Regions from separate parts of the Mus musculus genome. Here region 1 is linked to region 2. A link is a contact called in ENCODE Hi-C or POLR2A ChIA-PET data. All regions are on one chromosome and are shown on one strand. Each heading gives the region's core, a stretch centred on a gene start or an enhancer-like site at or near the end of the contact. The rest is flanking DNA. Distances are from core to core; before and after follow the strand shown.

Evidence for each region. A loop is a pair of places that touch in the nucleus more often than their neighbours do. ChIA-PET counts read pairs that join two places held with the same protein, here RNA polymerase II (POLR2A).
Region 1: a loop to region 2 is called in a map of regulatory T cell, with 2.0 times the contacts of the local background. The contact joins the promoter of Nudt5 here to the promoter of Camk1d in region 2. A Hi-C loop is called at or near these places in 1 of 37 maps with a recorded cell type or tissue (regulatory T cell). POLR2A ChIA-PET finds 5 or more read pairs at or near these places in 2 of 5 experiments (both embryonic stem cell).

Annotation. Positions count from the first base shown.
Region 1 is chr2:5,841,260-5,848,311 of GRCm38, forward strand. Nudt5 (nudix (nucleoside diphosphate linked moiety X)-type motif 5) reads left to right here and starts at 3,775. Exons shown (of 10, transcript NM_016918.3): 1 at 3,775-4,126. Cdc123 (cell division cycle 123) reads right to left here and starts at 3,918. Exons shown (of 13, transcript NM_133837.5): 1 at 3,576-3,918; 2 at 694-765. The coding sequence starts at 3,649.
Region 2 is chr2:5,709,431-5,716,419 of GRCm38, forward strand. Camk1d (calcium/calmodulin-dependent protein kinase ID) reads right to left here and starts at 5,332. Exons shown (of 11, transcript NM_177343.4): 1 at 4,716-5,332. The coding sequence starts at 4,807.

The sequences.
Region 1 (7,052 bases), core at 2,525-5,024, 130 kb after region 2:
ATTCTGAGATAGACTCCCACTATGAAGTTCAAGCTAGCCTGGAATTTGCTGTGTAGACTAGGCTGGCCTTGAACTCCCAGAGATCCATCTGCCTCTGCCCCCATAGTGAAGAGGACGGTGCGTCCAGGCTAACACAGCGCCCTCTTCACTATGCGAACATGCTGAGATGTAACCAGTACTGCTTCTTTATGATTATAAAGCATGGTTTTCTGGCCTAGAAAGGACGCCATCGAAGAGAACTCTTTTTAAAAAGCGTAAGAAGGATGCTAAGCGTTGCTCTCCACAACTGATGGTCCCTGGGTCGTGGGGAGGTGGGAGGGGACTCAGTTCTATTTAACTGATGGTCCCTGGGTCGTGGGGAGGTGGGAGGGGAGGACTCAGTTCTATTTAACTGATGGTTCCTGGGTTGTGGGGAGGTGGGAGGGGGGACTCAGTTCTATTTAACTGATGGTTCCTGGGTCGTGTGGAGGTGGGAGGGGAGGACTCAGTTCTATTTAACTGATGGTTCCTGGGTCGTGGGGAGGTGGGAGGGGGGACTCAGTTCTATTTAAGGGGTTCCAGTGCTTACCTAGATAGCACAACCTGGACGTTTTTTCTTGAGGGAGGTCACAGGGGTGGGGAGGCTGACACAGAAGAGAACCAATATAAACATTAGGTTGGAAAGAGAAGAGAGCTGTTTTCTCAATACTTTACCTTCCTGAGACCACCAGAGTCCCATCATCAAGTAGATAGTCTTTCACATTCTGAGGAAGCGGGAGGATGACACTGGGGAAAAAATACAGCAAAAAGGCATCATTTAGAAGGACCAGCCATAGCGGGGAGAAAAGCCTCCCAACGGCCATTTTATAGTCACTGTAAAGATAAAAAAGCATTTACATTATTTTAATTTTAACATGGAACAGAGAAGTACAACCAGGAACCATATACTATGAGTACACAATGCAGCTTACACCACAATAGTTCTTAGATTAAATAAGAAAGCAAAAGACTGTTGGGCAGTGGTGGCGCACGCCTTTAGTCCTAGCACTTGGGAAGCAGAGGCAGGCATATTTCTGAGTGAGTTCCAGGACAGCCAGGACTATACAGAGAAACCCTGTCTTGAAGGAGAAGGAGAGGAGGACGAGGAGGAGGAAGAGAAGGAGAAGGAGGGAGGAGGGAGAGAAGGAGAAAGAGAAGGAGAAGAAGAAGGAGAAGAAGGAGGAAGAAAGAAGAAGAAAGAAAAAAGAAAGAAAGAAGAAGAAAGGAGGAAGGAAGAAAGAAAGAAAGAAAGAAAGAAAGAAAGAAAGAAAGAAAAAATAAAAGACTAGCCAAATCCAGACAACCAGACAGAAATCAGAGTGGCGAGAATAAGTGTGTGAATGAGTGTCTGCGGAATGCTCACTTCTCAATGGGACAGCTACATCAACCTCACACCAAGGCTCAGGAAACATTGCTAACCAGTGGGTAGAGGCCAGAGGACGGACAATGTGAGCTGTTGTCTTCTAGACCTGATGTGGCGGGGCACTCACCTGCTCTGGTTACCGGCTAAAGATCAGGCCAGGTAGAGTTCCAGGACAAACAGGGAGAAACTTTCAACCCTACTCCTAGCTGATAGCTACTGACAATTGCCTGCTGTGGGAAGCAGAGTCATTTTTCTTTGGTGCTGAGGACACTAGAAGATTTCCCAGGCTCAGTGGATGCCCCCCCACACACACACACAGACACACAGGCATCACTAAGTTGGGAGGTGGACCCTGTTACTTAGACCTGAGAGAAGTGGAAGGGGGTAACAGGGAGTAAACAGGGTCAAAATACATTGTATGCATATATAGAATTCTGGAAGAACAAAGAAAAATTATTTTCTAAAATGAATTTGCATAATCAGCTCTGAACCAAAAGTCATAAAAATAAAATACTAATGCTACAGCAGTAGCCAGAATGTATATCTTGAGCACTGAAACAAACAACTGAAGCAGGCTGCCATATGACTCCACATGATTTGTCTGGAATGTAGGAGGGCTGTCCTGCACAGAATAAATGCTTTCATGGGGGATAGGTAAGATGGCTTAGCAGTGGGTAAAGGTACCAGCCATCAAATCTGACAGCTTGAGGTTCAATCCCCAGGACTCATGTGGTAGAGGAGAAAACAAACTCCTGCAAGTTATCCTGTAACTTCCATATGCCCAATATGGACACATGGGCACGTGTGTACACATATGTAGTCACAGACTTGTCTAGGGATGCCAGAAAATCCCAGTTATTGGTTGACTTCCTTCTCGTTACCATCCTCATATCCACCTATATGTGGCATACATTTTAAGTGTACTAAAATAATTCACTTTGGGGCTGGTGAGATGGCTCAGTGGGTAAGAGCACCCGACTGCTCTTCCGAAGGTCCAGAGTTCGAATCCCAGCAACCACATGGTGGCTCACAACCATCCGTAACAAGATCTGACTCCCTCTTCTGGTGTGTCTGAAGACAGCTACAGTGTACTTACATATAATAATAAAATAAATAAAATTAAAAAAAAAAAAATTCACTTTAATGAGGCTTTATTAAATCCAAAAGGTAACAGGCAACATTTTTCATGTGTTTACTATGTGCTACAAAAGAGTGGCAACATTTTAAGTATTTTTTTTCTTTTGCAATTCTCATGACAATCCTATTATGTTTCTAAGTTTTCAAATGTGGTTTAGAGAGATTAAGTAATTTGCTGAAGATGCTGATAGAACCAGAATTCAAAGCCAGACAGAGGGTTCTGACTCTACAATCTAATTCTTGGGGGCAGGATTTTGTTTTTTGTGGTTTTGTTTTGTTTTGTTTTTGGATGCACCAATTCACCGTGGGCATTCTGCAAACCTGGACAGATTCCTTGTTCCAGGCCAGAGAACTAGAGAATAGGATCCCACCTTCTCAGCCAGGCGGTGGTGGCTCACGCCTTTAATCCCAGCACTTGGGAGGCAGAGGCAGGTGGATTTCTGAGTTCGAGGCCAGCCTGGTCTACAAAGTGAGTTCCAGGACAGCAAGGGCTACACAGAGAAACCCTGTCTCAAAAATCAAAAAAAAAAAAAAAAAAAAAAAAAAAACCCAAAACCAAAAACCAAACGATCCCACTTTCTCTCCAGATGGGTTGCTTCTTCTCAGAACACTGGATCGTCAGTAGCAATGCAACCTATACACACTACCAAACTGGAGCTTCATCCAGACTTGGAGGTACCGTCTGTATCACTGTTCTCATTGTACAATGATGGAACGCAACTCTCACCAGAGGGGGTTGTCGGTCAGCAGCAGGCAAAGTCTCCAGTTTTGTTTTGTTTATTGCCTTGCGCTTCTGACAATTCCCAAAGTATCTATTTCAATCTACCCTACCGAGGACCCCCACCGCCTCCCTACCTCCCTCGACTCGCTCTTTGATTCCGAACAGGACGCACGGCAAACACTGATCTACTTGTTAATCTTGCTCCGTCAAAGCCAATAGAAAATCCGCAGCTCGACACAGTCGCTCCCACTGAGTAGAAGGCCTGCGGATTTTGTTTAGTTTTCTGAAGGGATGGGATTTACCCAAACCCCCCGGTTTGACTCCGGGATAGGTTACCTCTTGATGGTAAGGCTTCGGAAAAGTGGGTACCACGCGGAGAACTGACAGTGACTAACATGCTCCTTCTTCATTCTCCAGCTGCCGCGTCAATAGCCGCCTTTCCCTCTCCCGCCAGCCCTCTCCCGGAACCCTGCGCAGCACTTCCGGAAGTGCCGACCGAGCCGTCTTAAAGAAAGGACTCTTCCGGTCCGTAAAAGTCCGCTGGCGCTAGACTCTAGAGCCATGGTAGACTGTATGCTTAGCGTGCCCACACAGACGCGCAAGACACACAGAGATCTGAGTCCGCAGAGAAGAGGCACGAAAGCGTAGATTTTTAGGAAGCTTACATCTCCGCTTTCGTCTGTATGCACCTCGACCCGGAAGGTAATCATCTGAAGCTAGCTGAGCTTCTACGGGTGCCTGGAGGAGGACGTGTGCACATCCTCCTTGCACCACGAGAGGCGCCGGTGTCTCTAGCGGTGGCGCCTGATTCTACGGAGACTGCAGCTTCTGCCTGATCCTTTTTCCTTTCCTCCTCAATCCCTTCCACATCCCACAGTTTAGTGTAGGTAAGTGGGCGCGAGCCAACCTCGGTACTAAGTGTCCTTGGAGAGGGGAAGGGAAAAAAGGGCGCGAGCACAACCGATGGTGCCCAGAGTACAGCCCGCCGCGCGCGCGTGTCTCCGCGTCTGCGCCTGAGCGCGAGACGAGAACCCGGGATCCAGGCGGACCAGCCTGGGCTACGAGAGGAACCTGGGAACAGCACAGTAAATGTTGGAACACATCAGTTGAGGCATCTACAAGAAGGATGGCCCCTTCTCATTCCGGAAAGTAGATTTTAGAGACACAGGGAAGAAGTCCCGCATGCACGATTCTGGGGAGGAGGGTGGTATTTTACGATCCTGAAGATGAAAGAAGCGATGTTCGTCTGAGAAATCAAGAAAAAGGGGAAAGTTGTGTCTTTTAAGCTTAAAGTTTAGTCCAATTCCGAAAAAGTTACCAGTGTGGAAAAAGCACATATTTTTATCAATGTCTCTGCAATGATGAAATCGTAAAAGGTTGGAAGAGTTTGTATACGACAACTTGTGATATCATTTTTCTCCCTACTCCTTTTTCCATCTATCATCCTACAAAGTTCAGTTTCTTTTTAAAAAAAAAAAAAAAAAAGGAAAAAAATCACCAGCTGCAAGAGACAGGCCTTTCAAACCCTCTGGTGCTTCCTGTAATGTAGAAGCCTTGGGCATGTTCCAAGCACGTATTTGTCCAGAAGCACCACATTTCTGATACTCACCCTCACAGAAAAATAAATTGCATTTTCCACAGCGCATCTAAGCAGTTTAAATTAGAGAGAGAGGAAAAACCCCAGCCACTGTTGACCTCTTTAGAAAGGTATTTGTTAGAACTGATGAACAGAATCCTCTGTATTTTGAATTAGAATTCGTGCTCGCGCGTGCACACACACACAGGAGAGGTATACATTGTTTGAAATGTTACAGGTAAAGTGGTTGGAAGCATTGCTTAAAGAATACCTTCCAAAATCAAGATCAATGGTTTATAATGTTGCAGTGTATAATGATGTGTTGTGGATAGCAGAGCTTCTTATTTAAGAATGGTGGTATCCAGAATTAATCAATCCTGGGTTTTGTTGCTTGTTTGTTGTTTTGATACATAGTCTCTCTCTACATACTCCTGTCTGGCCTGGAACTCTTTGGTTCTCAATGTGTGGGTCACGACCCTCTCACAGGTCCTATATCAGATGCTCTATAGACCAGATATTCACATGACAATTCATGACACCAAATTACAGTTGCAAAGTTGCAACGAAATGATTTTATAGTTGGGGGAGGGGGTCACCACAACATGAGGAACTGTATTAAAGGATGGACACTTTAAGAAGGTTGAGGACCACTGCTCTGCATAGACCAAGCTGGCCTCAAACTCATAAAGATCCACTTGCCTCAGTCTCTTCAGTGCTAGGATCAAGGTCTGGCTAGTCCTCTGTGATGTGAGGAAAAGCAGCAATAATCCATATCTTCCCTTTTCATTTTCTGGAGAATGGTGCTGCTTCTCAGAGACAGAGAGCATATGTGAGAGGCCACAAAAACTTGTTTTATTTGACCTACCGAGTTGCAGGGGGAGGGGGAATGTGAGCAGAGGTTGGGAATGCATTTGGGTAAAGTACTTTTTGTTGTAGATAGGAATGTTATCCATCTGGGTGGAGCAGTACTGCCCAGCAAACCTTTGGGCATAGAAACTGAAGCAGTTATTTGTAGAGAACCTGCTAAGTTTGTAAACTTTAGGAAGAGGGCAGGGAAGGAAATGGAGCGGTCTTGTATATTCTGTCTTTTCAGTATCTGTTTTTACTGCTGCAGTAGGTACTGCTACAGACTCAGCCAACTTTCAATAAATTGACACCACAAACAAAGGATCTTCAAGTGTTTGGAACAGTAGAGCTCATTTCTTACTATGTTTTAACCACCATGTTTGTCTTCATGTAGCCTTGCTGGGGTTTTTGTATTTTTCAGTTTTCATCCATGACAGTCTTTAAATACAATGGTGGAAAAAAATCATATTATCAAATATTTAAAAACTTTAATTTACTATTAGTGTGTGCCAGTGCAGGTGGGTATGTACCACAAGTATATGGATATCAAAGGACAACTTTTCAGTTTGAGGGACTGAGTTCTTCCTATGTAGGACCCTGGGATTTCATGGAGGACTCAAGCTTGCTCTCAGGCACGTTGACCTGCTGAGCTATCCCACCAGCCCCTTGGGACTTTTTTTTTTTAATGTCAGTACTCAAATGGTTACAGCCAGGGTGACCTACTGAATAATTCCAAAATGGAAAACAAAAACAACAACAACAAAAACACATTTTCTTTCTTGAACTCATAACATGACTTTTAGATTAATATTTCCAGTGTTACAAACTCAGTAAGTCCAAATACAAACCCTGACTCAGATCTTTCTTCTAATGTTCTAGTCTTCTTTAAAATCTTATTGGCATCACCCTGTATTTCCCCTAAACGCAGTTTTAGAACAAATACTAAACTCTAGCTATTGTTTGTTACTGCTGACACCCTGCTGCACATTCTCATTATCTCTCGCCTAAAACTATTACAAGAAGTTCCTTACAGACTCATTACTTTGTGGCTGTAATCAATTAACCTTCCCAAGGGTCATTACAGTCAGTTCCCTCTTGCTCACCTAGAATTAAGTGGTGTAATAATAAACTGCCATAAATGATTTTTTTTATAAGTCACTGAGTAGTATAATCTCAATAAATGTCAGTTCCCTCCTTTAGCACTTACTAGTGGCCCCTGTCAAGAGAAAGAACACATCGAGAACTTGAGTGGCTTTCTGCTCTTACCAATGTGAGTACAAGGATTCTTCTTTAGTCTAACAGTAGTTTTCAATGAAGGAAAGGGCACTGAAATCCATTTGATGTGGGTCCCAAAATTTTACCATGTATAGTATAAAAGAGTGATTGTTTTC
Region 2 (6,989 bases), core at 4,082-6,581:
TGCCACTCCCTCTATTCGAGATAAGCAGCTGGTCTGGGCTGTTTCATCCATGGCTTGAATGGTCATAAAAATATCCCTCCATAGCCATCGAACCTAATGGTGCATGCCATTAATCCCAGCACCTAGGAGGCAGAGGCAGTCAGATGTCTGTGAGTTCAAGGCCAGCCTGGTATACAACTCAAGTCCAGGACAGCCAAAGATCTTGCACAAAGAAAACCTGTCTTTCAAAGGAAAAAAAGTCCCTCCACAGGGTTGGGAAGATGGCACGGGGTTGATACAGAGCTTGATGCACAAGCATGAGGTGTTTGAGCCCCAGCACCCAGGGAAAAGCTGGGGTTTATGCTGCTTAGAACACCATGCTGTAGAGACAGACAGATATCTGGGCTCCCTGGCCAGCTAATCCAGCTAATGGGTAAACTCCAGGCCAAGGAAAAGCCAGGATCCAAGGTCTACTTCCAAATGCACTCACAACATGTGCTCACTCACCTGCACACACACACACACACACACACACACACACACACACTTAAATAGAAATGAGGTGCACCTGGTCACACAAGGCAAACTCCAAGGAGCAACAATTAGAAGCGCCTTCCAGATACAAGTGGACCACAAAATATTGGGTTGTCAGGGCATTTGAGAACCTCCCCTCTACCGCTCTCCAAATGGTAGACGTGAAGTTCCTGTTTTCTTCAGAAGGTGCTAAAGGGGATCTCTGTGGCTGGGGAAATAGTCCTGTCAGTAAAGTGTTTGTCTTGTAAACATGAGGGCCTGAGCCCAATTTCCAGAACCCATATTTTTCTAAAAAAATTAAATAATAAAAATCAAATGCTAGGCCTGGTAGCACGCATTTGTAAGGCAGCTAGAGAAGCAGAGGCAATACTCAGGCTGGTCCCGAGGGCCTGCTGCTCAGACAGCCTCGCCTGGTGAGTTCCAGGCCAATGGGAGAGCCTATCTCAATGGAGAGGGGGGTGGGCCCTGAGGAAAAACAGCCAAGATTGTTCTCTGGCCTACACACCTACATGTGATATACACACATGCATGCACCTGCACGCAGACACACATAAACAGACACACACACACACACCAGCAAAGATGCCTGTAACAGCCTGGCAAATGCGCCAACAGAAATGTTTACCATTCCTAATTTGCTGTTATACAACATTGATCTGCTCTCACTGTGTGCCAAGGATCTGAAAACATGTTGTTGATTAATAAACAGTAATTAAGCCTCACCACCTCAGTCAGAGATATGGCTAGGTTCTGGGGTCCCCCTTTGCAGAATACTAAAATGAAGCGCAGAGGGTGAAGGTGCCTTAGACATACCCACGTCTGCTCCTGACCCCCCTCAATTTCTCCTTCCATCCTCATGATCCAGTCATCTCTCCCTGGGCCCCTATTCAGCAAGGTCCCCCTAAGCACACAGACAAAATGGCTTGACCCTCTGCTTCTAACAGTAAACCTTCTAGCCTATAATGGATAAGATATTGGATAAGATTGCCAAATACAAAATTACAAAGCCTGGCAAGTGCATATTCCTCCAAGATTGTGTGTGTGTGTTTGTTTGTTTGTTTGTTTGTTTTCAAAAGCACCATTTTCTGGCGGGGATTTTTCTGCCTTAGGATCTTGAAGGTGTTTGGTGAAGGTGTGGGGGCCAGGATACTGGAGCTACCCAGATCTTTGGGCACAGAGTGCAGTTATTATTATCTACACCTCTACTAGACTTCATTACAAACCAGGGGAAAGTCCAGGTTTACAGCCCACCCAGAAGAACAGAAAGTGCATCTCATCTCATCTACAGTGAGGTTCAGACTGGAATCGCTAGACTTGGCCCAGGGTGAGCCAGACATTCTCAACTTGGGACCACTTCTAGCAAGGCCAGGGAAATAGTGCACTGTTAATAAGCCAAGAAATCTTTGCACATTTAGACAACAGGTTGTTCCTAATTGTGGCTTATGTGTACCCTTATTAAAATTGGCTTTCCATATGCTAAAATGCTTTTTAAATTATCTGTAGTCCTGACATATAACTCAGGCCTCACATGGTAGGCTAGGCAAGCACTTGGCTCCTCTCACGTTAAATGATCAGTTTTAGACTACACAGTGGCTCGGTGGCACTGAGGCTCAGGACGGCTGCTCATTCTGGAACTGGAAAGATGTCTGGGTCAGTCTACCACACGAGCATGAGGAACTGAATTTGTATTCCCATCACCCACATAAAAGCCAGCCACTGCGGCACTCATCTGTAATCCCAGCACAGCTGGATCCCTGAAGCTCCTCAGCCAGCCACTCTGGCCAAACAGACCAGCCCCAGGTTCAGTGTGAGACCCCAGTTCAGAAAGTAAGGCAGGGAGTGAAGGAGGGAGACAGGCAATGGTGACCTCTGACCTCTCACACATGTGCACACTCACACCTCCTCTGCCTAGCTCTATTATCTCCATCACGTGGTAGTTAGCTTGTTAGCTCATAGCCTCTCAGTTGCCCCATTCCTCATCTGAAAACTATGGGTAAGACTAATGTCATAAATTTAGGGTGTCAGTTAGATGGATTAATACACACAAGGACCATAGAACAAATGCCTAGTGCTTTGTATACCTTTAAGAATGCCACTATAGGCTAAGTTGTGGTGGCACACTTCTTTAGTCCCAACACTTGGGAGGCAGAGGCAGGTAGATCTCTTGTGAGTTCAAAACCAGTCTGGTCTACAAAGCTCGTTCCAGAACAGAGCAGCCAAAGCTACACAGAGAAACCCTATTGTGTCATTCAACTCTTTTTATCTTGATCATTTTATTTCTAGTACCATCCTAGGTACCCTGCCAGCATCACACCAGGGGGTTTCTGAACTCTTTTCAGACAAATGGTACCCTAGAAGACAGCTCAAGTCCACGAAGTTGTTCTGCCTGCGCTCAAGTCAACACGGAGGCAAAACTCCATCCTTTCCAGGAGTCAAACCAAGCAGCGTGTTACCCAGCACAGTCTGTTCAAAGCCGGCTCCTTGAGCTCAGCAGCCTGGCCACTGCAGAAGTGCAGGTACAGTGCTGGGGCTTTGCCAATGAGGAGAGTCTATACAGAGAGATTGTAGCCACCTGCCTTAAGGCTGCAGGCAAAGGGGCCCTTCAGGCCGGCAAAAGACACGTAAGGGGTTCACACCTTAGGGTGTTCCTCAATCTGCCATCCCCTCACCTGCAGCCATATGCCAAGTCCCTGCCTGACTGATAAACACTTCTGTTTTCCTGTTAACTTGTGCGGCTCAGATGCACAACCTCAAACCTCAATGACAAATTTTAAAAGTTTGGACCAGAAGTAATCTCTTAGCCAGGAACCCCACCCCCACCCCCACCCCCTGTACTAAAAAGCTAAGAGCCCTCTTGTTTTATTTCCACAAAACAGCAAGTACGTGCACAGAGATGCCTTCCCTGGTGCCCAGCAGGCACAGCAGGGTGACCCTACTGAGAGCTTCAGCACACTGCACAGGTCTGTCCCAGGGATCTGGGAGCACAGCTGACAAGGCCACCCTCCGACTTGTCTCTGGGGGACACACTGCAGATGGGGTACAGGAGGGGTGGAGGGAAATAATTACCAATATTTAGCTGTGGGACTCTGCACTTCGAGCAGGCTTGAAAACTGAGGTCCTGGAAAAGCAAACCAAGCCCAGAAATAAGAAGGCCGAGAGGGCAGGAGGAGAGATAAGCGCCCAGAAACACAGATACACCCGGGAATCACCACCTCCTTTTCTCCGAGTCATCAGCACCCTCCTAAACCCCAGCAAAAGGTTCATTTTACGGAGCACGTGTGAGACTGTATCTTCATGTACAGATACCGATCAAAACCAGAAACCGATCAAGTGGTGGAAGAAAATAACTTGAACTTCAGACTCTTTCCGCGGCGCTGAATTCTTTCACAGCCCCTGTACCTATCTGAGGCGCTTCAAAACAAAACAAAGCCAACTCATGCGCAGGAAGGGAACTGCAGCTGTACTGAGTGGCACATGTTCAGAGCTCTGATGACACACACTTTTGATTATTTCTGCTTTCTGGAGATGTAACCATCAAGCATGAGCCCCGGAGAGAACCGCCCCTAAAGACTCACTGATCCTCCTCCCACCCGGACATGAACCCCAGCGCCGGGCATCTGACCCTATGGTGAGATGTACACACAGATGAAGCTCTGACCACATGTCACTCTGAATACTGCGAAATTCTTCCCTCCCATCATCCTGAGGCCAGCCAAAGTCTTGTCTACACCTAGTACGTGCATATGTCAATTCCATAGGAATATATGATGTAAGGGTAGGACCAAAAGCTGAATTTCCTCGTGACCACTTTCGTCGGCCCAGTGCGCCCATACACACGATGAGTAAGTGCACACAGCCAGCGATCAGCGAGATCCACCATGCTCAGCCCACAGTCACGCGTGGGGAGAAAATCAGTGGAGGGCGGTGGTGGCAAGGGAAAAGGAAAGTCGCCCGCCCGCGTGGGCTGTTCTCTGCGCGCCCTGCGCTCCCCTCCCCCGCCCAGGAGAGGTGTCAACCGTGGGCGCAGACCCACGCGGTGGACTCGCGGAGGGTCTCCATAAGAGCGGACTATGGGACAATGAGGACGCATCGACCAGCCAGTTTCTGCCGCGGTGGCGGTGGCGACGGTAGCAGCAGGAGCAGCCGACGCTGCTGCCGCCACCGATGCTACTTCCACCCGCTGGTCCCCAGCACCCACTTACGTTCCGAGGGTCTCCTTGAACTCGAAGATCTTCTTAATGTCTTCTGCTTGCTTTTTCCAGGAGGAGCTGCTCTCGCCGTTCTCCCGGGCCATGGCAGACTAATGCTGTAGGGCGGCCGAGGGTTGCGCTGGGGAAGGGGCGCCGGAGGCGCGGCGCGGGCTCCGGGGGATGCCCGGCGCCGGGATGCGGAGCGGGAGGATGCGGAGCGCAGGGAGGCTCGGGCTGCCGCAGAGCTTCCTCTTCGGCAGTTTCCTCTTTCGCCTTGGCTGCTGCCGCCGCGGTCCCTCCCTGGCTCTAATTTCTACTGCTCTCCGGCAAAGACTTCCTGCCTCTGCCGCCGCCTGCCAGCCTCACTTTCTGCTACTTTCTTGCCTGGCTCCTGCTCCCTCCCCGCCGCCCGCCCCACTCCCCCAGCCCGCCTCCTCCCGCGGGCTCCCCGCCCTCCCAGTGCACCCGGCAGCCTCCCCGCCTCCCGCGAGGCGGCCTTCGGGGATGTCCCGCTCCCCCTCCCCTCCCCAGGAGCTCCGTGCTTGGGCGCCGGGATGCAGCACTTGACCACGGAGCCACGCACGCTCCCAGGCCGTCCGCGCACCCTGGGTCCCCGGGCGAGGGCGGGTGGGAGAACCCAGCAGGTGCAGGGCGCCGGAACGCGCGGGGGAGCCCTAGCCTTTAGGGAGCTTTATTATGAAGTCAATGCTGGGGGCGCCCGGGCTTTCCCTCTTCGAGCAGGAGGGGGCGCCTCTGCTTGGCGCTCGGAAGCTCTCGGCAAGGTGGGGTTGCGCGGCTCACGGTTGCGGGGCGCCCAGGGCGGGGCGCCTTCGCATACCCAAGAGCCGGTGACCCAAGCCTGCTGTGCAGGAGGGCGGGTGGGGGCTTGTTGTCAAGGCAATGGGCGGCGGCCTGGATGGAGCCATCGGCAGGCGGGCGTTGACTCCTGGCCGCAGCTTTGCCCCAGCAGGCGCTCCCGGAGCTCGGCAGTCACCTCCGGACTCCGCTGCTGGAGCTAATTCGCATTGCACCAAAATCTGCTTCACGTCAGTTTTGGAGCAGCTAAAGGAAACCTCGGGATGTATCGGACAGGCACGCCCAAGACGAGCCAATCACCGCCTGGTGGTCCCTTCCGGAGTAAAACTCCAGGGGTTATTTGGCGGCCAAGTGATGGGTGGATGCGGGACATGGTGGCTGGCCTGGCCCAGAACTGGAGTGACTGGACTGACTAGTGTTTGAACCCTTCTGATTTCCTCTTTCTCACTTTACTCCTGATGCTCTGAGGCCGTGGCCAAATTACACCGATTCAATGGAAAGACGCCTCTCTCTAGCGCCTTCCCCCATCAGCATACCCCGCAAGTGGCTTACTTAGAAGGTTAAGGTAGAAGCAGAGATACATTTTCCTCAGGCCTCTGGTCTCCAGAGTGAACTTTGACCTGCCCACTCTCACCTGGTATTCACCTGTTAGAGGACAGTAGGCAGCGTTTCCAGTTGGTCCTTTGGTTCAACTGGCAGGGACTACTACCTCATGATAGGAAATGTTAAGTTTTCTTTGTAGCAAGACTTCCTCTCCCTTAGAGCTGTTCGGCTGAATTGAGTAAACAGCCCTGTCTCTTAACTGGGGACACCTGTCCCATTTTCCCAGGACTGTTCCAATTTGAGAGGGGGGAGGAGGAGGAGGTGTGAATCTGCTTTCAGAAAAAGAAATCCCCCCCCCCCAACACCTCCCCATTGGTTCAGACTGGCCAGAGGCTCTGCCTTGGAGCCCTTTGTGGACTCCCAAGGAGGTTAGAAGAAAAATCTACCTATCCCTAGATTCTCAGTGCTGTTTTCCACGTTTCTTTGGCCCTTAGTCCTAAGCTCTTGAAGCTGAGAACAGCAGAGAAGAGGGTTATAACCATTGGTTGTTTAGGAGTGTGACAACCGAGTCATATGATCATCATGTTAAGTGTATTTACACAGACCTGGATGCTGCACACACCCAGCCTGTGGGATACACACGCTCACGGGCTTGGAGGTTGGGGAGAAACAGCCTATTGCTCCTAGAGCCATAATGAACAAAACATGAAATTAAATCAAGCACAAGACAAAATGATGCAATCGAGAGGCACGGTAAATACAAGATACAAGAGGGTACTGCCGGCATAATATAGCAAACTGACTTACAGTCAAGTTTTCTTTCACAAGCAGAAGAAACATAATCTAAAAAAAAAAAAAAAAGTCCAACCCACTAAATAGATAATTCAGTAAGAGTCATTTACTATCAAGCATTGTCTACCTAAGGAA